Linked DNA regions of Homo sapiens: region 1 is linked to region 2. Evidence: chromatin loops called from intact Hi-C (ENCODE). Cell type or tissue: dorsolateral prefrontal cortex. All regions are shown on one strand. Links, peaks and the distances in the headings refer to the core of each region. The heading gives the core; the rest is flanking DNA. Region 1 overlaps RAB11FIP4 (RAB11 family interacting protein 4). Region 2 overlaps RAB11FIP4 (RAB11 family interacting protein 4).

Region 1 (11,918 bases), core at 2,436-10,435, 86 kb after region 2:
CTCCAAGGTTTTGTCAAGCTCTAACTTGGTGAGTAGGTTCTAAAGATACATGTGGACTTGGGCGTCAGGGTTGGGTTAGGCAGGAGGTGGCCCGTGGGAAGTAGCACTTGCTGGCCAGCTCAGCTTAGCGTCTCTAGGGTAGGGATGGTCAGGGGTAGGAGGTAGAAGACACACGGTCCAGGGCAGACCAGGCTGAGGCAACGAACAAAAGGGGCTTCCATATCTGCACTGCTTCCATCCCCGCCACCTTTGGCTTAATCAGAGTTGAGTTATTTCCCAAAGACACAAATCGAGGATCTTACAGAAGCTCTGAGGCTTGGGATAAGTAGATTTTTTTTTCTCTTTAGAAGGGTGGGGGGGGTGTTGAAACATAGAAAAATATATTGGGGCCAGATATAAGTAGAAAGGCTGCTTCCCTGGGCTCTGAAACTCCCTCCTGCCACCACACCAGTGGGAGCATGGCACCCCACCCACACCTCCACCAGCACAGTGAATCACAGTGCTGTTTGTCAGGAAAAGTATTTTTAGAACTTATAAGTGCCATTGTCATGAGTGGTTTTAGAAATGCTTGTTTCAGGATGGATGAAATGAAGCGAGGGTGGGCTTAGATGTTCAGGCTGTAGGCCTCCTCCCCAGCAAGTTCTAGAGAGAGGCACAGGTTATCATCATTTTAAAAACTTCCAGGAAGACAAGGGTTTGGCAAAGCCCCTTCTGAATATGAGCAAAAGAGCCAATTTGGGCTCAGGCTCAGGTCTGGGTTCCCAGCAAACCCCATTTCTTTTCTTCTTTTCTTTTTTAGATAGGGTCTTGCTCTGTTGCCCAGCCTGGAGTGCAGTGGCACAATCTCTGCTGGCTGCAACCTCTGCCTTCTGGGTTCAAGTGATTCTTGTGCCTCAGCCTCCCAAGTAGCTGGGATTACAGGCATGCCCCATCATGCCAGGCTAATTTTTTTCTTTTTTTTTCAGTAAAGATGGGGTTTCGCCATGTTGGCCAAGCTGGTCTTGAACTCCTGGCCTCAAGTGATCTGCCCACCTCGGCCTCTCAAAGTGCTGGGATTCCAGGCCTGAGCCACTGCACCGGGCAAACCTCACTTCCTTTGCCATCAGGGGACTGCGTGCGTAAGCATAGCCTAGCAAGAAGCTGCTGGTTCCAGCCAGGTGAGGGAGGGCAAGAGGAACTGACAGGAAAAAGGCAAACTGGATCCCTACCTCACTCTAGACATCAGTCAATTCTACGAATTAAAAATCAAATACACAAAAATAAAACAGAACAGTTTCACAATCTTGGGCGGGAAAGCATTTATAAGCATTACACCAAAGGCTGAAGCCATAAAGGAAAAGAATGATGAATTGGCTATAAAAATTTTTAAATTTGGTATCATGAACAAAGTTAAAAATAAATAACAAGCTGGAAAAAATTTAATGTATGTCAAAAAGTTATATTTCTGGTTCTTAAAAAATACTCAATAGAAGTAAACATAGCCAGGGTGGAGAATGTCGACAGGCAATTCATGAAGAACGCCCTCTTAGTGACCAAAAAATGTACTTTAAGAAGTTAAACTGTATTATAATTCAAAAGAGGGGTTCTAATTTTAGCCTCTCAAATTTAAAGGATCTGAAAACTCAGCAACACCAGTATCAAAAGGGTAGCAGGAATCTGACGCAATCCTGATGGGATTCCTGCAGAGGAATTTGGCAGATTAGTATTAGGCAGTTTTAATATTTTGCATCCTTTTCTTTTTTTTTTTTTTTGAGACAGAGTCTCACTCTGTTGCCCAGGCTGGAGTGCAATGGCACGATCTCAGCTCACTGCAACCTCCGCCTCTTGGGTTCAAGGGATTCTCCTGCCTCAGCCTCCCGAGAGGCTGGGATTACAGGCATGCGCTATCACGCCTGGCTAATTTTTGTATTTTTAGTAGAGACGGGGTTTCACCACGTTGGTCAGGCTGGTCTCAAACTCCTGACCTCAGGTGATCCACCTGCCTCCACTTCCCAAAGTGCTGGGATTACAGGCATGAGCCACCGCGCCCAGCCTTTGCATCCTTTTCATAAAACAGTTTCCACTTGCCTGAATTTACCGTCTGGGTTGGCAAATTTTTTCTGTAAAGGGCAGACAGTAAATATTCTAAGCTTTGCAGTCCATTTGGCCTCTGTGGCAGCTTTTCAGCTCTGCCACTGTAGTGTGAAAACAGCCACAGATAAGATGTGAACAAATGGGTGTGGCTGTGTTCCAGTAAAACTTTATTTACAATAACAAGCTCCTAGATTTGGCTCGTGGGGTCTGTAATTTGCCAACCTCTGATTTACTTTAAAGCAACGATTGCTGCTGTGGGGAAATACTTAGCTATAAGAATGATTATTACACTGCTTTTGTTCATTCCCCAAATTACGTTAAAAATATATATATACACCTGGCTGGGCATGGTGGCTCACGCCTGTAATCCCAGCACTTTGGGAGGCCGAGGCAGGTGGATCACGAGGTCAGGAGATCGAGACCATCCTGGCTAACAGAGTGAAACCCTGTCTCTACTAAAAATACAAAAAAATTAGCCAGGCGTGGTGGCGGGCACCTGTAGTCCCAGCTACTTGGGAGGCTGAGGCAGGAGAATGGCGTGAACCCAGGAGGCGGAGCTTGCGGTGAGCCGAGATTGCACCACTGCACTCCAGCCTGGGCGACAGAGTGAGACTCCGTCTCAAAAAAAAAAAAAGTGTATATACGCCCAACAATAAGAAACTGGTATATAAATTTGGTTGTCTTCATGTGATGAAATATCATGTTGCCATTTAAAATTTAAAATGGCAGCATGGCTACCTTGTTATATAGAATTAAGCATGATAGAAAATAGCATATAAATAAACTATTAAATATAAAGAGAGTTTAATGGGCCAGGCATGGTGGCTCACACCTCTAATCCTAGCACCTTGGGAAGCCAAAGCAGGCAGATCACCTGAGGTCAGGAGTTCGAGGCCAGCCTGGCCAACATAGTGAAACCCCGTCTCTACTAAAAATACAAAAATTAGCCAGGCATGGTCGTGGGCGCCTGTAATCTCAGCTACTCGAGAGGCTGAGGCAGGAGAATTGCTTGAACCCGGGAGGCAGAGATTGCAGTGAGCCGAGATCACACTGCTGCACTCCAGCCTGGGCAATAAGAGCAAGACCCTGTTTCAATAAATAAATAAATAAATAAATAAAATAAGGAGAGTTTAATAGGGTTATCATGACAAGATTAACACCAAAAATGAAAACCTATCCTATACATCAGTTGTAACCAGTTATAAAATATCATAGCAAAAAGATCCTACACATATCAGCACAAAAACTCCAAATATAGTCACCCTAAGAAGAAAGTGTGCATAACCTATTTAAGAAAATTATAAAACTTTCCGGCCAGATGCGGTGGCTCACACCTGTAATCCCAGCACTTTGGGAGGCCGAAGCAGGAGGATCACCTGAGGTCAGGAGTTTGAGACCAGCCTGGCCAACGTAGTAGAACCCCATCTCTACTGAAAATACAAAAAATTAGCCGGGCATGGTGGTGGGCACCTGTAGTCCCACCTACTAGGGAGGCTGAGGCAGGGGAATCGCTTGGACCTGGGAGGCAGAGGTTGCAGTGAGCAGAGATCCAGCCACTGCACTCCAGCCTGGGCAATAACAGCAAAACTCCATCTCAAAAAACCCAAAAAACCAAAAAAGAAAAACAACAGAAAACTTTCCTAGAGGGCATAAAAGGCCAGAATAAATGAAAAGATATATGCATTCCTGGATGACAGAATGCAATATTGTAAAGAAGCCAATTTCCTTCAATTAATGCACAAATTTAATTTCAAATATGATCTCCTACAGGATTTGCAATAGAGCTTGACAAAAAGGCTGTTCCAGAAAAGAAAATATGTAAGAATAACAAAAAAACAGTTTTTTTTATTTGTTTTTGTGTGTGTGTGTATGACAGAGTCTCACTTTGTCGCCAAGGCTTAAGCGCAATGGCGTGATCTCAGCTCACTGCAACCTCCGCCTCCCGGGTTCAAGTGATTCTCCTGCCTCAGCCTCCCAAGTAGCTGGGATTACAGACATGTGCCACCATGCCTGGTTAATTTTTGTATTTTTAGTAGAGATGGGGTTTCACCATGTTGGTCAGGCTGGTCTTGAACTCCTGACCTCGGGTGATCCACCTGCCTTGGCCTCCCAAAGTGCTGGGATTACAGGCATGAGCCACCGCACCTGGCCTTAAAGGTTAAAGAAACAAAGAAGGATGAGAGAGCCTTTCCCTATCAGATATCAAACTATAAACAAGAGTAACTGAAACTATGGTTTTGGCTTAAAAGTAGGTAGACAAACAGATCAATATAACAGACCAGAGTCCAGAAAGAGACCTACGTATATAAGGTAAGTTAGCATACAATAAAGATAAAATTTCAAATCAATTGAGAAAGAGGGACTATTCAACATTAGGAACTCAAAGTACTGGCCATATTGAGGAAGTAAGAGTGCCAGATCTCTACTCCCACCAAAAGCAAAAATAAGCTCCAGGTGGATAAAAGAGCTAAGCATAAATACTTCTTTTTCTCAAAAGTATCTGAAAACTATATATAGGAGAATATGTTTATAGCCTGGAGGTACAGAAGGCACAAAATGATACACAAAATGCAAATGGCATAAAAAGGTTGATAAATGATGACATCAGAATTAACATTCTGTGTAATAAAACACTCCTAAAACAAGATTAAAACACAAGCAAAATCCATAAAGATTGATAATCAGGATATATAGAGATTTCAACCTGTTGCTGTGGCTCACACCTGTAATCTCAGCACTTTGGGAGGCCGAGGTGGGCAGATCACCTGAGCACAGGAGTTCAAGACCAGCCTGAGCAACATGCAAAACCCTGTCTCTACCAAAAACAAAACAAACAAACAAACAAACAAAAAAACAAAAATTAGCTGGATGTGGTGGCGTGTGCCTGTGGTACCAGCTAATTGCGGGGCCGAGGCAGGTGGATCGCTTGAGCCCGGGAGGCAGAGGTTGCAGTGAGCTGAGATTGAGCCACTGCACTCCAGCCTGGGCAGTAGAGCGAGACTGCCTCAAAAAACAAACAAGCAAAAAACAGAATATACAGAGATTTCTTATAAATCAATAAGGAAAAGACAAACAACCATATCGAAAATGGGCAAAGAATATGAATAGCTAATTCGTAAAAGCAGAAATCCAGAGGGTATGGGAAGATAAGAAAAAGATGGTCCGCCTCCCTAGGAAGCTGGGCAGCACAGAGGACGGCAGCAATGGGCTTTCCTCCCCTCAGGCTGCTAGGCCGGAGACCAGCAGGTGGATGGATGGCTTCCGGGGTTGGCGAAGGCCATGGGGAAAGGGGCAATCTCATATAGTGCTTGGGTGATACAAATGGTACAGGCTTTGTGGAAGAAAATTTCATCCGTATCTGTTAAAAAACAAAATCTACATACCCTTTGACACAGCAATTCTGCTTCCAGATACCTAGTTCTAGAAATACTTAGAGACACACCCAAGGAGCATGGATAACGATGCTTGCTGTGGGTGCTGTCCTGGGGGTGAAAAGGAGGAGCTCAGCCTGAGCCCTGAAGCCACTGGGTGGACATGGGGCTGGCTGTCATGAAGGGTGAGGTTCAGGCAGTGGTAGAGGGTGAAGGGCCCCCAGGAAGCTCAGTGCAGGTCCTTCTCCTTTGGGCTGGGGCAGAAGGAGTCAGGGAGGCTTCCTGGAGGAGGCGGTACCTAAGTAAAAATTTTTTTTTTAAGAGAAGCAGTCTCACTATATTGTCCAGGCTGGTCTCAAACTCCTGGGCTCAAGTAATCCTCCCACCTCAGCCTCCCAAAGTGCTGGGATTACAGGCATGAGCCACCACTCCCGGCAAGTAAGTCTTAAAAAGGTGAGTAGACGTTAGCTCCTGACAAGGAAGCGGGAGGGAGGACATCCTAGGAGAAAGATAACACTCAGAGGCAAGAGAGAACATGGCTTTCTCAGGAAACGGGGAGCGGTTTGGTATCGCCAGTTTTAGGTGTGAGATGCACCATGGTGAGAGATGAGGCTAGAGTAGTGGGTAGGAGCTGATGTTGGTTTTCATCCCTTGGTAAGGACGGGTCCCAGGAGCGGGATGGGGGTGTGGAGAGAGGAAGGCTGAGGACAGGAGGACGCCCGGTCAGTGGGTGGCAGTGGCTGTGATGGAAGGGGGAGGCAGGGGTGAGTGGGGAACAGAGGACTCAAGGCAGCTGCATGAGGAGGCGCTGAGGATGACTCTCTGGGTTGGAGGCTACTGACACCATTTGCTGGCGTGGTGGCTACACAGGAGGGGCAGGTGGCTGGATGCCCTCTCCATTTCATCCACCATAGGGTGGATGAACAGGGCCCAGGGCCTTACAGCACTTGTAGGATTAGGGTTCACATTACTGCCTGCTGAGGGGTGACCACGGGCCCCTAGCAACTATCCCATTGCCTTTAGCACCCGAGTGTCGGGCTCTCCACGTGTCTCCATGCCCCCTCCCCACGGGGGCCCCTATAGCATATGGACTGGGGGCTGATGGGCAGCCTGAGCAGGACAGTCTCAGAGGGACTCCCAGGGCGATTCCAGGGACCCCATGCATGGACCCAGGGAACCTGGGGAGTCCTTCAGGACACACCTAACATTCCCTTTGACCAGAAGCAAATTTCCCTGGGTCAGGAAACTCTCTCAACAGCCTGCTCAACAGTTGGGGTTCCCAAGCCTCAAAGTTTCCCTCTGCCAGGGTCTCGCAGGGCTCTGGGGACGCAGGTGGAGCCACATCCAGTAAGGTCAGGAACTGGTGCATCCAGGCATCAACTGCCCGGGATAGACTTGCACTGGCCTGAGGTCTGGACAGCAACCCCAGGGGCCCCTGCTTGATGCCCAACGCTAGAGGCTTCTCGGGGCCTGGGAGGGGGTCAAGAAGGGCAGGGTGCTCTCAGGGGCCAGGTGGCAGCTGCTGGCCCACCAGCCAGCACTCAAGCATTCACTGCTTTAATTACGAGCCACATCCAGTGGTTAAGTCAGAGGTCTCCGTCCACACCCTGAGGGGAGGGGGCTGTGCCCGAAAAACAAGCTTCACCTCCCAACATACACGCATGGCACAGGGATGGAGCGCCTGCCATCCCATCTGTGTGTCATCCCCACACCTCCTCAAATCATGCCTCAGGTTTGCGTTCCCTGGGGGCATCTGGGAAGCCTACGTAGTGATCCAGGCACCCGCTTCTTCTCAGTCTCAGACTGACCCCTAGGGGACAGCTAAGACACAGCAGGGCGCAGAGAGCCGGGCCTGAGAAATTCGGACCTGCCCAGTCCAGCCCACTCTGACACCTCATCTGCAGAGCTGTGGTCTTGACCTTGCTATTACAGGAGCCTAAGCCAGGAAGAGGACTCATTCACAATCCAGAAGCCGTCTGCCCCGTCAGGCTGGTCTTCGGATTGTGCCCCCTTCCTCTCCCTGCCAACACGCAGAAGCCCATGGTAGGGAATGGAGTCCAGGTCAACCAAGCAGCCCCAGCGAGCATAATGAACAAGGCTGCCACTGTGTCCACAGCTACCGCCATCTCACTAGGCTCTGGCCAACCAAGCCGGGGCCAGACCTCCATGGAGGGCAGAAAGGAGTTCACCCACGAGAAGCTTAAAATCCAAAGCATTGGGAGGCCGAGGCGGGTGGATCATGAGGTCAGGAGATCGAGACCATCCTGGCTAACATGGTGAAACCCCATCTCTACTAAAAATACAAAAAAAAATTAGCTGGGCATGGTGGCGGGCACCTGTAGTCCCAGCTACTCAGGAGGCTGAGGCAGGAGAATGGCATGAACCCGGGAGGCGGAGCTTGCAGTGAACCGAGATTGCACCACTGCACTCCAGCCTGGGCGATAGAGCAAGATGCCGTCTCAAAAAACAAAAAAAACAAAAAAAACAAAAAACAAAAAAAAACAAAAAAAAAACAAAAAACAAAACCCAAAGCAACAAAAACCTATAGGATTGCAAAGTCCCATGAAGAAACAAGGAGAAGCACCAGGCTTGCTGAGATAGGCTGACGCGGTCTTTCTTTCTGCTTTCCCATAACCTCTAGACTTTGGAGGAAAGCAATATCGGTTTACAAAAAAGAGTACCTTGGTGGAGGCCCACTCTTCTGCACCCCCTGCTCATCTTTTCTCCATGTGCCACCTTTTCCAGAGGTGTGAATGGCAGAATGTGGGGGCCACAAAAGCAGCCAAAGACTACAGGGAACACGTCACCCCTACCCCAACTCCCACCCCCTCTCCCCAGGCCTCGGCTCCACTCTGCCCTCCAGTTCCTGGGGCAGGGCTTTACTTTAACATAATTTTGCAACACCAGTATCCGAGGGTAAACTGAAAAATGCAAATGGTAACTTCAGCACCATTTTCTTACAGCAGCAGGCGGCGAGGAATTAGCACGTATTAGGGGTCTGTCTTCCCACTGAACTTTCACAACAGACCCTCCAGATTGGCACAGCAAGCCTTGTTTTACAGTTGAGGACACTGACGCTCAGCGGGGTTGAGAAGAACGTGCTCAGGTTCCATGGCCTGTCCTGGGTGGCCCACGTGGGTATGGACCCAGTCCTGCACACCTCTGCACGCTGCCTCCTGCTCAGCAATCCAGGAAGGGCCCCCCCAGCAAAGTTCCTGGGGCACTCAGTATTTGTCCCACAGTGGAGGTCCTCTTTCCTAATCCTGGTTCCATTAGCTGGCCCCAAATACATATTCAACCCCTGCTTGCTGGACCCATCAAGACAGGCCTGGAGCCATCACTGCTGGCATGGGCATGGGCCTGGGGCCCAGCTATCTCCACGCATCCCTGAGGGCTCTTGCTTTGAGCACAGCAGCCTGAGGCCTAGCCACCTGACTCCCAGCCTGGGGGCCCTGGCCCACAGTTGGTGCCTGGCTTTGGTCTCTGCCACCATGGACTTGGCAGCCCTCAGCACTGTGTCCCTCTCTGTGGACTGTCCCTCCTCCAGTCCTGCCCAGGGAACCTAACCCTGACCCCACGACCCAGCTGGATTCCAAGAGGCCTACCATCAGCCAAAGTGGCCTCTGGGGTCCTGGATCTCCTTCAGCTATAAACATACTCATGTTTTGGGGTCCAGAGGAGGCACCCATCAGAACTGGGGAAAAGGTTTGGGGGTTGGGCTGGGTAAGAAATCAAAATCATCCTCTTCTAGTTCTGGGTGTTGCCACCAGGAGGGACCTCGCTGGTTGTCAGCTTGTGCACCTTCAACTGTTTCTCTGTAGGATGAAGCTGCACTGCTTGGAAAACTAGTTCAAAGTTTCATAAGAAACACACCATTAGGCAATGATAACAGAAAAACAGAGCCTTGGGGACTGTGGTCTTTGTCCCGCTTCCTGATACAGAGCTTCAGGATGGGGTTGGTCACCAGAAAGACCAAGCATACAATAAGGTGGGAACTTTCTCACCTTCCCACCTACCCCCAACCTCCAGGCAGAGGAGAGGGGCTGGAGACTGGGTTGTAAAAACTGTTTAATTTTTGGAGATGAGTCTGGCCCTGTCACCCAGGCTGGCTGGAGTGCAGTAGCACAATCACAGCTCACTGAAGTCTCAAACTACTGGGCTCAAGTGCTCCTCCCACCTCAGTCTCCCCAGTAGCTGAGATTACAGGTGTGCACCACCACATCCAGCTAATTTTAAGTTTTTATGTAGAGACGGGGTCTCATCATCTTGCCCAGGCTGCTCTCAAACTCCTGGGCTCAAGCTGTCCTCCTGCCTCAGCATCCCAAAGTGCTGGGATTACAAGCATCAGCCATCACGCCAGGCCTACAAATTCTTGAACAATGAGATGCAGAGAGCCCGGGTGCTGGTAGCACGGTGATGTGCTGGGAGGCAGCGCCCCTAAGCGAAGGTGCGGAAGCTCTGCATCCCTGCTCCCCATACCCTGTCTTGTACATCTCTTCCGTGTGGCTAATCCTGAGTTGTATCCTTTGTAATACACTGATCATCGTAAGTACAACCATTTCCTGAGTGTTTCCAGTGAATTACCCAGCCCGAGGGAGGTGGTCCTGGGAACCCTGTGTTTGCAGTTATCCAGGAAGAACTGCAGCTGGCGTGGGAGGTGGGGCAGTCTCATGGAGTTGACCTTGACTCATGGAGTCTGTGCTAATGCTGGGTAGTTAGTGGCAGGTGGAACTGATTGCTGGACACCAGTTAGTGTCAGAGAATTGGAGAATTCGTTGTTGTTTGAAAACAAACAAACAGGAAGCGTTCAGCTCAGAGAGCGATGGTGCAGAAGAAAAGGAAACAATTCTAGTCCTGCCTCCCCTCCACTTGCCACTTTCCCTGTCTGGAACTCAGTCTCTCCTCCGTGCCACAGATGGGAAATAAAGTTGCTGGGTGAGGACCCCCAGCTGTTACACATTCTGCTGGGGCTTCCCAAGGGGACTCAGGGCTCCTGTTCCAAAAACTATTTCTTGACTCTGATGCTCAAGAAGGGTCCTCAGAGGGAGGTTCTGGGTCCTCCCAGATACTGAAAATGGAGCAAAGGCAAGACCAAGAAGGAGGAGGCAGAGCCATGGAGGTCCTTGAGGCCCCCCAAGCCTTACCTGCTCCACGCAGTCTGGGATCTCTGGCGCGCACGGCAGCGTCCCCGCGCTCTCCACCGACAGCACATCCTTCAGCAGCTCCTCGCACCCTGCGCAGACAGGCAGACACACGGGACAGTGAGGGGTTGAGCCTCAGCCTGGGACGGCTGCTCTGCTTCTGACTAATGGGCATAGGGTGGGAAGGGCTGAGGTGGGGGCCCGAGGCTCCAGGAGGCCAGCTGAGCACTGGAAGGCAGGGATGGAGCCCAGGCGGTGGGGAACTCAGCTCAAGGCACTGTGGAGGGAGCTGCAAGAGGCCCTTGTCCTCTGGGACTAATTCCCACACACAGAGGGCAGGCTGGGGCAACAGGAAGGAAGGAGGCCTTCCTGGGGGAGGGGACCTAAGGCAGTGCTGCCCACCTGGCTTGCAGGGACTCCAAACGACTGTGCCAGCCTCTGGAGAAAGCAAACACACCCATTCCTCCGAGGCTGGGCGCCCCCCGTGTCCTGCAGACCCTGGGACGTCCAGGACAGGGCTGCCCGCAGGACAGCTGCAGTTCCTGCTGACTCTGTACACGGCTGGCCTCGCTCCTGAGATCCCAACCAAACGCCCCAAGGTTGTACTGAACTGGGAGGGGGACCTGACAAAATGCCTGGCACAGGCACATGGCAGGTGCAGCCTGCAGTGGCCCATTGTCAAATCCACGCAGAAAACCTTCCCTGGGCACCTTCTGTGTTCTGTGCCCCCTGCACCGTGTATTTGGTTCCCTTCATCCCTCACCCTGCATCGTTCCACCCTCCCAGGACTCATAGGCACCCCACAGAAAAGGGCTAAACTTGATCTGAGCCGCAGACAGGAAACCATGGCTTCCTTCACAGATAAGCAGACACCCTGGGACTCCAGAAGTGACTGCATTCTCTCTGCAGCTAGTGGGGAGGCCTTAGCAAGTCCACCTGGCTGGTGACCTATGCCACTGTCTCAGATTTTTTTCTTTCTTGAGACAGGTTCTTACTCTGTTACCCAGGCTGGAGTGCAGTGGCGTGACCTCAGCTCACTGCAGCCTCAACTTCCTGGGCTCAGGTGATCCTCCCACCTTAGCCTCCCAGGTAGCTGGGACCACAGGCACACACCAGAATGCCCGGCTAATTTTTTGTATTTTTTGTAGAGATGAGGTTTCGCCATGTTGGCCAGGCTGGTCTCAAACTCCTGGACTCAAGTGATCCACCTGAGATCAAGCAATCCGCCTGCCTCGGCCTCCCAAAAAGTGCTGAGACTATAGGTGTGAGCCACCGTGCCTGGCCCTCACTGTCTCAGATAAACAGCTTAGTAGTAAGTGAGTGGCCATATTCT
Region 2 (11,918 bases), core at 2,052-10,051:
CCTCCCCTGCTCACAGCCTTGCCCTGTCATGTGGGGTAGCTGTAGATGGGACTCTCTGCCAGGCCCTGGTCTGGTTTTCTCACTCTGGGCAGGTGGGGGCCGGGAGAAGGAATCACAGAGGGCGGCCAGGCCCCAAAGCAAGAGCCGGTGGTGTGGTTACCTCATCGCGCGAGGCGGTGTCTATCTCCGCAGCCAGAGACTGGGCTTTAGTCTGGGCAGCAAAGAGGTTTTTTGCTTCGTAGAGGCTGAGGCTCAAAATCTGCCCATTCAAGTCGTCGTTCTGATCCCGCAGCTTATAATTCTCCTACAGAGAGAAGGACGAAGGCGACATCAACCCCAAGAGGCATCCACAGCCCACTGGAACCCACTTCTCCACATCCACCGTCCCCGACCTGCCGCCAGCGCCATTCCCACAGGTGTGTGTCACGGCTGGTTCAAGGGGCCATAGATGTTGCAGCCTTTGCCAAGCGCTGGGGGCAAGGAGGGCTGGGTCCTGGTCCAGGGGACTGGCATCCTGGGAGTGCACAGGGTTTGTGGAGGAGTTACAGCCCTGCTCAGCGCAGCCAAGGCTCCTGGCCATCCCTTCCTCCCTAGGCCCTGCATAGGGACATCACCCACCCAGCAGCCCAGTGAAGGAAGTGATGCTCTGGGCTCTCTGGGCAGGCTGGCCAGCTCATTTCCTTGGCTCCCCCAGCAGCCACGTTCCGAATCCTGCTTGGTTGGAGTTGACCCAGGCGGACCCGCCCAGATCCCATGCACCGGTCTCACACTCCAGCTTTTGCCTAAAGAGCCCTAATGCTCACACCTGGGACCCTGGGCACCCCACCCCTAGACTAGGAGAAGGGTTGGGGTTTTAGGATTTCTGTGAGAGCACAGCCACCAGCACCTTTGTCCCCAGTGGAACAAACTCAGAAGGATAATTTATGCTGCAGGCTCTTCCACCTGCAGGGTCAGGCAGAGCTGACACTTCACCCAGCACCACCTGGCCACTGCCTCCTCCTGATCCACTCCCCCACCCAAAGGTCTCTAGCTAAGGCAGCGCTCCTTGAAATGTAATCTTCTGGCTAGGCACAGTGGCTCATTCCTGTAATCCCAACACTTTCAAAGACTAAGGGTGGGAGGATCCCTTGAGCCCAGGAGTTCAAGCCTGGGCAATATAGGGAGACCCCATCTCTGGAAATAAATACATAAATAAGTAAATTAGCCAGGTGTGGTGGTGCTCTCCTGTAGTCCTAACTGCTCGAGAGGCTGAGGTAGGAGAATTGCTTGAGCCCAGGAATTTGAGGCCATAGTGACTGTGATCACACCACTGCCCTCCACCCTGGGCAACACAGTGAGACCCTGCCTCAAAAAACAAAAACAACATTAGCTGGGCATGGTGGTGTGTGCCTGTAGTCCTAGTTACTAGGGAGACTGAGGCAGAAGGATCACCTGAGCCCAGGAATTCAAGGCTGCAGTGAGCTATGGAGTGCCAAAGCACTCCAGCCTGGGTATCAGAGCAAGACCCTGTCTCTTGGGAAAAAAAAAAAAAAAAAGGAACCTTGGGTGAGGGTCTACTTCTGGGAGAACCCAATGCCTCCAGGCACTATACTGCAGCTGGGTATGGTCTCATCCTCCACCCTGAGCACCAAGGCAGGGTCTATTTCCTTACATAGACGTAAGGGAGAGATCTTTGGATCGATTTTCCTGAGCTGTGAAATGGGGCAGTCAGCCCTGGCAAACAGGTTGCTGAGAAGCAGACAGGCAGTGCTGCTACAGCTCTGGGCTCCCCTACCACAGATCCTGCACAGGAAACCCACGTGGTGGGCCCGGCCACCCTGCCCCACTGGACACAGAGACTGCTAGACCCACCTGCTTGAGCCGCTTGACCTCGTGCTCGAGCTCCACCTCGCGGGCCCTGGCATTGAACTCGCCTAGGCCAGAGGAGGCACTGCGGCCCCTGCCTGGCCGCTCGCAGTCCAGCTTGTACATCTGCAGGTGCTCCAGCTCCTTCCGCAAGTCCTCGATGAGCTGCGAGGGAGAGAAGCAGGTTGGCAGGAGCAGGGATGCTGGAAGGAGCCCTGGTGCCTGCTGGCCTGGGACCTACCTCCTGCGTCGCCTCCCGCTCCTTCTGGAACTCAAGGCGGTTCTGTCGCAGCTTGTCCATCATGCGCTTGTACAGGTCCATCTCATCTTTGAGCCGCAGGCTGGTGTCCTCCAGACGGTCAGACATGCGCTGCCGCTCCTGGAGCAGGGAGACCCGATCAGGGGAGGAGAGTTCCCAGAGAGGGGCTCACTATGTCCAGGGGTGTCCCTGGGGTCTGGTCAGCCATCTTCACGAGGCAGATGCACAGTGAAACCAGCTCCCTTAGACGGAGCCCTGAGTCTTGGCTTACAGAAACGGCCAGAGCCCCGATGATTCTAGAAATACAACTAAAAACCTCAGGCCTCTGAAGTCCTTCAACGATGCTAGATGCAACCTGAATTGAAGGTGTTAGCCCAAATAGAAGCTAACCTCTTTCTAAAACTAATTTTTCTCCATTGTATAAAGTAATAAATACATTCGCTGTAGAAAACTTGGAAAATCAGAAATACAGAAACACAAGTTGTTATTCACTTTTTTTGCATTTCTTAGGGGGTGCGGCATTTGTTTAGAATTTCAGAAGCAATAAACTAAAGGCTCCCGATGGCCAGCCCTGCCCCTCCAAGCCTGGATCTGCTGCTCACCTCATCCAGTTTCTCTGTTTGAGACTTGAGCCGAGTCACTGTTGTTCTAAGCTCTGTATTTTCTTCCTCCAACTGCTGCACCCTGGCGAAAGGAGAAAGACAAATCTCAGAAACCTGGAATGTAGACTATCTGATAAGCGCCTGCCAGTCTGCAGTGATTCTCTGCTTCCTCCCAGAGGAAAGATACCAGAAACCAACTGAGAGAAAGAATATGATTATTATGTCAAAGACAATTTAGCCGTGAGCTTCCTATCAGCCAAAGCAAAATAGTAAGGACTATTTGTAAGCAAAATAGTAAATTATCATTCTTATTTTCTTTCTTTTTTTTTTGAGACAGAGTCCTGCTCTGTTGCCCAGGCTGGAGTGAGGTGGCACAATCTCAGCTCTGCAACCTCTAACTCCTTCAGCAATTCTCGTGCCTCAGCCTCCTGAATAGCTGGGATTAGAGGCATGCACCACCACGCCTAGCTAATTTGTGTATTTTTAGTAGAGACGGGTTTTGCCATGTTGGCCAGGCTGGTCTCAAAAACTCCTGGCCTCATGTGATCCGCCCACCTTGGCCTCCCAAAGTGTTGGGATTACAAGAGTGAGCCACCACACGTGGCCTTTATTTTTCCAATAAGTGGAAACATTCATTAGAGAGTAGGAACGCAGATTCTTCTTGTATGCATCCTTCAGATCCTCAGACAACACGGGGATGTCTTTCTGCTAGATGGAGAAACAGTCTTCTTGTGGCTTCTGTGACTGGGCCCTCCTGTTAGACTCTGTAACTTGAAGGCAATGATCATATTGGCTTTTCATTCTCCGCCAACAGCATCTCATCCAGGGCTCTTCTCTGAGCGCTCACTGCACCTCCCTCTGATGACCACAGGCATGGGCTCTGACAGTAATAATCCTCTGTGTTAGCGTTCACACAGGAATTCCACAAAGGGAATCCTAAAGGGATTCCACAAGAAGACAGAGCCTGGGTGTTCAGGTCAGTTTTTTGTTTGTTTGTCTGTTTTGAGACGGAGTCTCAGTGGCGTGACCTCAGCTCACTGCAACCTCTGCCTCCCGGGTTCAAGCGATTCTCCTGCCTCAGCCTCCCGAGCAGCTGGGACTACAGGCGCGCACCACCACGCCTGGCTAATTTTTGTATTTTTAGTAGAGATGGGGTTTCACCATGTTGGCCAGGATGGTCTCCATCTCCTGACCTCGTGATCCACCTGCCTCGGCCTCCGAAAGTGCTGGGATTATAGGCGTGAGCCACTGTGCCCGGCCTCAGGTCAGTTTTAAATGGTCTGAGAATAGGTGCAGGTGAGTTGGGCCGTCGGTGGCAGCAGAACTGAACAGGGTCACTTCTGGCAGTGACTCCTGCAGAGCATCCCGTTCTCAACCCACCACCTCCCCATCATGTCCTCTTTCCTGGAAGGATGGCTTCTGGGCCTCCACTGCCCTCTGGGCTCCAGAGAGGAATTCAGCCCCACCACCAGCAGGTGGCCCCAAGCGGGTGGAAGTGGTAGGGAACCAAGCATACGGCAGGACTCTGGGAACACCACTCGGATATTTTACACGAATGGCGCCCCCGGAGCTGTGTGACGGGCACACGTTAGGAGACAGTTCCCGAGGGCTGGCTTTCTGCACTTTGTCCTGTGGCCCAGGTTCACACTGTCTTTTACCACCTCCCGTGTCCCAGCCACCTCTCTTGGGCCAGCTGCCGAGGCGGGCTGAGCGAGAGCAGTCACCCTTAACTAGGCACCAGCCTCCAGAAACAGATGCAAAACAGCAGCTTCTAGAATAGAGTCAAAATGTAAAATGAACCCCTGGTGGGTAACTTAGCAAAGCAGGTCTCAGACACCGGGGAGTTGGGAAGTCTCCTCACCAAACTGCACAGGGGCAGGGACACGGGGGCAGGGAGGTACCTGCCTGAGAGCCCAACTCCCAGTCATTTGCTCAGCAGCCCACCAGCCGCCAGGTGGGGCTCGGCAACTCTGGGAAGCCTCAGCATGGAGACTGGGGCCTCAGGGGGCCTGAGGAGTGCCAGGGCAGCTGTCCTCTCTGCCAGAAGCCCAGGCGGCCTCCTCGGCCTCGGTCAAGGGCCGCAAAGGGGCTTCATCACAGAGGCATCATCATAGCCCTCACCCGTGGGCAGGGTCTGGACTTACATCGGCTCACCCACCCACACAGCCGCTCTGTGGGGCACACAGGGAGGTGACCCAGTACGTCCAAGGCCATGGAGCTAATGGGAGACCAACTCAGATCCCTGGCCCGGGGCTGCTCCTTGTCCCGCCTGCGTCACGTTCCAATGACGAAGCCACAGGTACACGCAAGGCACAGGAGCCGGGTTTTCCATTTACCTTGGCCCTGGGGCTCTGGCTCAGTCCACCAGGGGTCAGGGGAGAACCTGACAGCAGGGGGCGCTCCAGGCCTGGATGTGAGACCCAGCCCAGGCCCTTTTCTCTGACAGACATTTGTGTGGTTTGCATTACCAAATGTGAGCCACGCTCCTGGGAACATTCCTTAGCGAACTTCCTGAAGAGCATGCCTCTGTGTTTCTCGTGGTATTAAAGTGGAACTGTTACTACTGGAAAGTCTCAAGAGGCTGCCCCTCAGCCTCACATTCCCATCTATAAAATGGGGATAGCGCCTATCCCACAGGGCTGCCCCAGGACAGGGGGTCCCTCTGAGGGAGGGGGCTCGGTGGAGGGGCCCACCTGGCATTGAGCAGCTCCACCTCGGTAGCCTTCTCCCTCTCCAGCTTGCCGTAGGCCTCGCGGTGGCGCCGCGCCTCCTCCTCCAGAGCCTGCTCGGCCGTGGTCTCCTGATCCTTCACCATCTCCTCCAGCTCATGCACCCTGAGGACAGCGCAATGGGCAAGCTCTTGGGGCCTGCACCATTTCACCCCAACCCAGGCTGTGGCACGGGGGACCCTGGGCCCCGAGACCCTGAGTCACTGGCATGTCCACTGAGGGCGTGTGGGCCAGTAGCTTTCAGAGAGATGAACGGGGACACCGCACATATAGAGGGGGTGTCGGTCACACATGCCATGGAGGGGCAGGCCTGGCAGTCAGAAGGTGGGGCGCTCAGGGCAGCACAGGGAGGGACCGCCCCCACCAGTCCCTGCAGCCACACCTGGCCGGAACCACCTCAGGCCTCACCTCTTCTTTTTGTGCTGTTCCTTCCCGGCCACCCCTCTGATTAATAATTCAGCTTATTGGGCACCTTGACTCCCAAAATAGGCACATCCTGGCTGGTGGCCTGAAGTCTGCCCCAGACCTGGGACAGGGCCAGGGGCACGTAGATGTGAGCACCCCAGTGACAGCCTGGTTGGTATTTCGGTCTGGGATACGTCTCACTGGCAACAGCCCCTCCACCAGGCTGACCTTCTGGGGTGTACAAAAGGGCCCATCTTTGGGCCCTGTGACAAGTTGGAGGACCGGACCCCTGGCCAGGGTATGTCCCCCAAGGGTCATGCCATCTGGTGAGGACAACTAAACCCTGAATCCACCACTGCAGACAGCATCAGGAACGGCAGGCTCAGGGGACCTCCATCAGCAGCAGTGCTGGACCCTTCCCACCGCCCAGCTCACACTGGCCTGTCCCCTGCAGAGCTTGTCCCTAGGAAGGGACGTCAGGCTCCTGTCACTGTATGAGTGAGACACAGTGGATCCCCACTCCCATCTTGGACCAGCCCTGTGGCTTCAGACCTCAGGGGGTAGAATCCATTGGGCCTAGAGCCAAGGTCAAGCTCCAACCTGTCTCCCTGTCCCTAAGGTCCTGTCCTGGGCACCACATGTGGGCAGGGCCATGTGACAAGAGGCTGATGCGTCACAGACCCTCAGAGCTGCAAAGGCATGAGGCTGCCTCCTCCTGGAGGTCTTAGCAAGATGGACCCCCCTTTGTTCCCCAGCGTCACGGCCGAGCCCCCAGCGCCGCTGCCTGCTTGACCTGTGCACCAGCTGTGTGTTCTCTTGCTTCAGCTTGCTCTTCAGGTCCCCATTGGTCAGGCTGTCATTCTCCAGCTCTGTCACCTTCTTTTCCAGGAAGCTTACCTGCAGCAGGGGGCCGGGGTGGGGTGGAGAAGACCTCTGAGGCCACAGAACCGAGAACCTCGACGCCATGAGGTTCATGAGCAGGACCTCCAAACCACTGTGTATCTGAGAACGGTCATGTGTGGGGTGGGGGAGTGGGGAACACGTGACCAGGGCCACCTGCCCCCAATTCCTAGGCAGGTACAGGGTCTCCCAAGTCCCCAGACAGTAGCCTGAGTGCACCCCATCTCCCCTGGGAGCAGGCATGCATTCAGTCCCTTCTCCAGCCACCCAAGGCCCACCTTCTCTGTGATGTCATTGTCGCAAGAGTCAATGCTGTCCCGGAACAGGTCTTCGGTGCTGCCATTGCTGCTGCTGAAGTTGCTGCTGTGCATGAGCTGCCTGCAGGGGTGGGAGGAGGGTGTCTGGCTGCAGGGGCCTTCCAGAGACAGGGGCCTACTCACACTACTGGCTAGGCGAGCATCCAGTACCCCAGGGGGTCTGCCCCTTTAAGGAGGCTGCCCTCACTCAGCCTGAGAGGAAGAATGTTGCCAAACTCAGCGGATCACCCCGCCCAGAGGATGGCAAATGGGCTGTACAGACCCCCGGGGTCCCCTGGCAGACACAGCCAATGACGCACAGCTTCTCCTGCGGCCTCAGAACCCTCTTCACGCCAGCATGCTGGCCTGCAGCTACCCAGTGACCTCAGCTGGCACGTGAGCCCCCTCCTCTTCCAGTGGGGAAGCCCCCAAGGAGGTAGCCCAGCTCCATGGCCCTGGAAGAGGGTCTGGGCCTCCTGAGGCTTGAGCCTCTCCACCAAGCTGGCTCCTGCTACGTCTCTGGGAACTCTGGGGGATGGCAAAGGCAGAGAATTCTCCAGGCCTTGCAGAGCAGTGAGCTGGGGTGGGACTGGGCCTGCTGAGCTAACCCGTGCCTGAGGCAAAATCCAGCTGCCACCCCCAGTGACATCCCCTTCCAGCTCCCTGATAGGCAGCAGCCAGGGTCTCTGCCAAGAGGCCAACCCACCTAGCTCCTGGGCCCTTGCTGCCAGCTCCCAGAGCCCTGAGTGTGGACCTGGGGCCACACTGAACTGCCGCAGGACTTAATCGGAGCAAAGTGACCAGCCCCAATGGCGCACACTCATGCCCAGATCCCCGCCTGCAGGAAACCCGGGGTCTCTTTATTGAGTATGGCTGCCAGCTCCAAGAGGCAGGAAGGGCACTGAACGCTGTGGGGTGCTCTGTCTCTCTCAGGGCATCCCTGGCATGCCTGCCTGAAGTCAAGGTGACCTAGGATTTGAAGAAGGGACAAGGGGTGGGGAGAGAGCAGGGAGGAGCTGGCCCCTCTTTTTCAGAAGTGACGCTGCCCTGGCTGCACTGCCCTGGGATGGCCTCGTTCCCCTCTGCTCACTCAGCCACATGCGGGCACCAGCTGAGTCCGGGCTGCTGGCAGGGAGCCCCGGCCAGTGGGCAGCATGGGGACAGCACTCAATTTGCCCTCCCTCGAGGCGGGCCTTACCGTCCAAAGGCCGTGCTGGAGATCTTTCGGTTGGGGCTAGAGAGAGAAAGGAAACAGTCATTGAACAGAGGGGTTCTAGTCCACTCCCTTACTCTGTCCTAGCTGTAAGACACCACAGTGCAGGACAAGGCTCTTCCCTCCCACTGAAAGGAATTCACTAGTCAGCTTGGTCCTGAGAAGAAACAGCCTGATTTCCTGTGGCAGAAAAAGCCCCTGGATCAACCCTCCTCTGAGAGCTCTCACCTGCCCAGACAGCAGGGGTCGCCTCGCCATGCCCGTAGCTTCTCCCTCCAGGCCCTGCCCTGGCCCCCCGGCCTCTCACCCCCCAGCTGGGCCTGGGCCTCACCTGTTGGCCTTCAGGTTTTTCAGTCGGGCTTCCAAGTCATTGAGCAGGTTGATTTTCTTGCAGCATTGAGAGCAGTAAACATCTAGCAATTCGCTGTTGTACACGTGCCGCATTTTCCTAGGCGTCTGCCCCGCACTGATTCATGAGGGAAAGGAATCACCACCTTAACTGCTGTCCAGTCTGGTGCCCTACACCACCCTGCTGAGCTGACTTTACTTGAGTCCCCAGTACCTTTGAACCTTGTTACGGGGGAGGGGCAGGGAGTGGAAATATAGCAACAGATCATCCCTTCTCCAACACGCTCAAAGAGAAGCCAGTGAGGCATACCCATTTAACAGCTAAGGCAAACTGCGAGCTCATTTCAGAGAAAGTGGTGACTCAGGTGGGTGAGAAGGGATCACAGGGGTCACTTGGAAGGATGCTTCAACACTGAGGTTCTAGGATACAAGATGACACAGAGCCCCGTGGCCCCCAGTGTGCAGCCTCCTAGGTCAGTTAATTCAGGAGGAACTCCTGACCCCTAATCAGGGTGCGAAGGTAGCAACCCCAAGCCCCAGGAGCAGAACTCAAGTAGCTGAGGACAAAGGAAAAGGGCCAGCTCAGGACTCGCACCCCCCCACCCCCTAGGATGTGCTTAAATTGCTTCTGCAACTTTTGACCCCAAATGACATCCCAGACCAAGGGGCCACCTGGAAGACACCGAAGACCCCAGGTCCGAGTAGACGTTGGTCCTGGTCTCATCATCGGGGCAAGGGCTGCTGGGGGCACAGTCCACATCGTCACCCTCCCCATAGTCTTCAAACTGCTCCTCATTGCTGATGAGCGAGGTGGTGGAGTGTGTAGAAAGGTCTGAGGTCGTCATGGATGGAGTGTGGACCAGGGACCTGAGGGTCCGAGAGCACCCAAGTCAGAGGAGGACTCATGGGTCCCCAGCCACAGCCCGTGGTGGGGAAACTGACAGGCATTTCCCTTTAATTGGCACTACCGATTAAGTTTGTAGCTCTTGACCTGGTAAGTACATTTCAGGGACCCTATCTAAAGGGAAACATCTCACCACAGAAACCATTTCTACAGTTCAAACCAATTCTACCCATGCTACTCCACAGTAGCAAAACACTGCTTACAACCTAATTGTCTAGCTACAGCTAGATCAAATTATAATTATTAAATTATAATGTTAGTAAATTATTAAATTGTGGAATATCAAATAGTTGTTGAAAGGTTTGTTAAAACATTTGTAGTAGTGGCAGGCGCGGTGGCTCACGCCTGTAACCCCAGCACTTTGGGAGGCCGAGGCGGGCGGATCAGAGGTCAGGAGATCGAGACCATCCTGGCTAACATGGTGAAACCCCAACTCTACTAGAAATACAAAAAATTAGCCGGGCGTGGTGGCGAGCACCTGTAGTCGCAGCTACTCAGGAGGCTGAGGGAGGAGAATGGCGTGAACCCGGGAGGTGGAGCTTGCAGTGAGCCGAGATTGTGCCACTGCACTCCAGCCTGGGCGACAGAGGGAGACTCCGTCTCAAAAAAAACAAAAACAAAAAAACAAACAAAAAAACATTCGGAGTAGCTGCTCTGCTTCTGTAGTAGCCATTGTTTTATTATTTCCTTAATAAACTTGCTTTCACTTTAAGGAGAGGAAAAAAAAACATTCGGAGTAATACAGAAAATGAATATAAATGGATCTAAAATTTTAGATACTGTAAGACTGAGTATGGTCATCCCTTGGCATCCAAGAGAGATTTGTTCCAGGACCCCCTGTGGACACCAAAATCTGAGGATGCTCAAGTCCCAGATATGAAATGGCATAGTATTCACATACAACCTATGCATATCCTCCTGTATACTCGATCGTCTCTAGATTACTTATCATACCTAATGCAATGTAAATGCTATGTAAATAGTTGTTATACTGTGTTATTTTTTAAGTTTGTCTTTTTTTTTTTTTTTTTTTTGGAGACAGAGTCTTGCTTTGTCGCCTGGCTGGAGTGCATTGGTGCAACCTCTGCCTTCCAGGTTCTAGTGATTCACCTGCCACAGCCTCCTGAGTAGCTGCGAGTAGCCTCCTGCCACCATGCACAGCTAATTTTGTATTTTTAGTAGAGATGGGGTTTTTGCCATGTTGGCCAGGCTGGTCTCAAACTCCTGGCCTCAGGTGATCTGCCCGCCTCAGCCTCCCAAACTGCTGGGATTACAAGGCTGCTCCCAGAGAGCAGCACGAGCAGCACGGCCCCTCTTCTCCATCCACAGACCCAAAGGGCCCCACCAAGAACATCAGGACTCTGAGAATCACTTGAGTTTGAGAAACCCTGCATTGAGATATACTAGGTTGAACCACATGAAATTACTTTTTTGAAGATGGAAATGATTAAAAGTTGTCAATTTCATGTGGTTCAACCAACATGGGAACCCCTCTCTTCCCTCTCCAAATCCCTGCAGCAGTCGTAACCATCACCTTCTGGTAAGGGGCTGCCACTTGCAACCCCCTCGGCTTCCTCAGCCACAATGGTGGCAGCTTCCCACCACCCCACAGCACTGTATCCCTCGAGAGACTTGGTGAGGGCTGAGATGGAAGGGACTCCTTTCTGCCAACACCAAAGTTAAAGGTGAAACTGCTTCACTGGGAAGTCACTTAGGTCTTAATACTGTTTTTAAATAACATTTCTGATTATGGGAGTACATGCTCAATATAGAAAATATAGCAGAGTAGATGGGAAGTAATTAAAATGATCAACTGGCCAGGTGCGGTGGCTCACACCTGTAATCCCAGCACTTTGGGAGGCCGAGGCAGGTGGATCACGAGGTCAGGAGATCAAGACCATCCTGGCCAACATGGTGAAACCCCATCTCTACTAAAAATACAAAAAATTAGCCAGGCGTGGTGGTGGGCACCTATAGTCCCAGCTACTTGGGAGGCTGAGGCAGGAGAATGGCATGAACCCGGGAGGTGGAGGTTGCAGTGAGCTGAGATTGCACCACTGCACTCCAGCCTGGGCGACAGAGCGAGACTCCGTCTCAAAAAAAAAAAAAAAAAAAAAAAAAGACAAAACTTAGCTGGACATGGTGGCACGCGCCTGTAGTCCCAGCTACTCGGGAGGCTGAGGCAGGAGAATCGCTTGAACCCGGGAGGCGGAGGCTGCAGTGAGGTGAGATCATGCCACTGCACTCCAGCCTGGTGACAGAGTGAGAGTCTGTCTCAACAACAACAACAACAAAAAAAATCATCCCACCATACAGAAATAACTGCTTAATTTTCCAGATTAATTTTTTTCTAGGCATTTCCTAACACATATGTCTGTGTGTTGTTTTTTGGTTTTTTTAGAGATGGGGTCTTGCTA

Evidence for each region. Peaks named below come from ENCODE experiments on the same cell type or tissue, not always from the same donor. Only the 100,000 strongest peaks of a DNase experiment are listed, where the experiment ranks them.
Region 1: it touches region 2 in a loop (7-fold over the local background); 107 of 110 quality-filtered maps call a loop at or near these places.

What each region holds. Positions count from the first base shown.
Region 1 is chr17:31,432,793-31,444,710 of GRCh38, reverse strand. RAB11FIP4 (RAB11 family interacting protein 4) reads right to left here. Exons shown (of 15, transcript NM_032932.6): 3 at 10,589-10,677. Among named protein-coding and RNA genes, the nearest start is that of RAB11FIP4, 47 kb to the right of the region's middle. RefSeq lists enhancers at 7,067-7,176, 8,612-9,112, 9,113-9,613, 10,275-11,004. In dorsolateral prefrontal cortex, for the core only: CTCF peaks have their summits at 7,049 and 7,257 (motif pointing left); DNase peaks (open chromatin) are centred at 7,240 and 7,513; H3K4me3 peaks cover 635 bases; H3K27ac peaks cover 2,107 bases.
Region 2 is chr17:31,518,712-31,530,629 of GRCh38, reverse strand. It overlaps RAB11FIP4 (RAB11 family interacting protein 4), which reads right to left. Exons shown (of 15, transcript NM_032932.6): 5 at 9,270-9,464; 6 at 8,581-8,715; 7 at 8,235-8,270; 8 at 7,019-7,118; 9 at 6,634-6,737; 10 at 5,400-5,540; 11 at 2,707-2,788; 12 at 2,087-2,224; 13 at 1,852-2,010; 14 at 161-304. It also overlaps the pseudogene RN7SL45P. Among named protein-coding and RNA genes, the nearest start is that of MIR4724, 10 kb to the left of the region's middle. RefSeq lists enhancers at 4,390-5,004, 4,945-5,239, 5,620-6,234, 6,893-7,527. In dorsolateral prefrontal cortex, for the core only: CTCF peaks have their summits at 4,200 (motif pointing right), 4,893 and 5,093 (motif pointing right); DNase peaks (open chromatin) are centred at 4,199, 5,099 and 8,144; H3K27ac peaks cover 3,325 bases.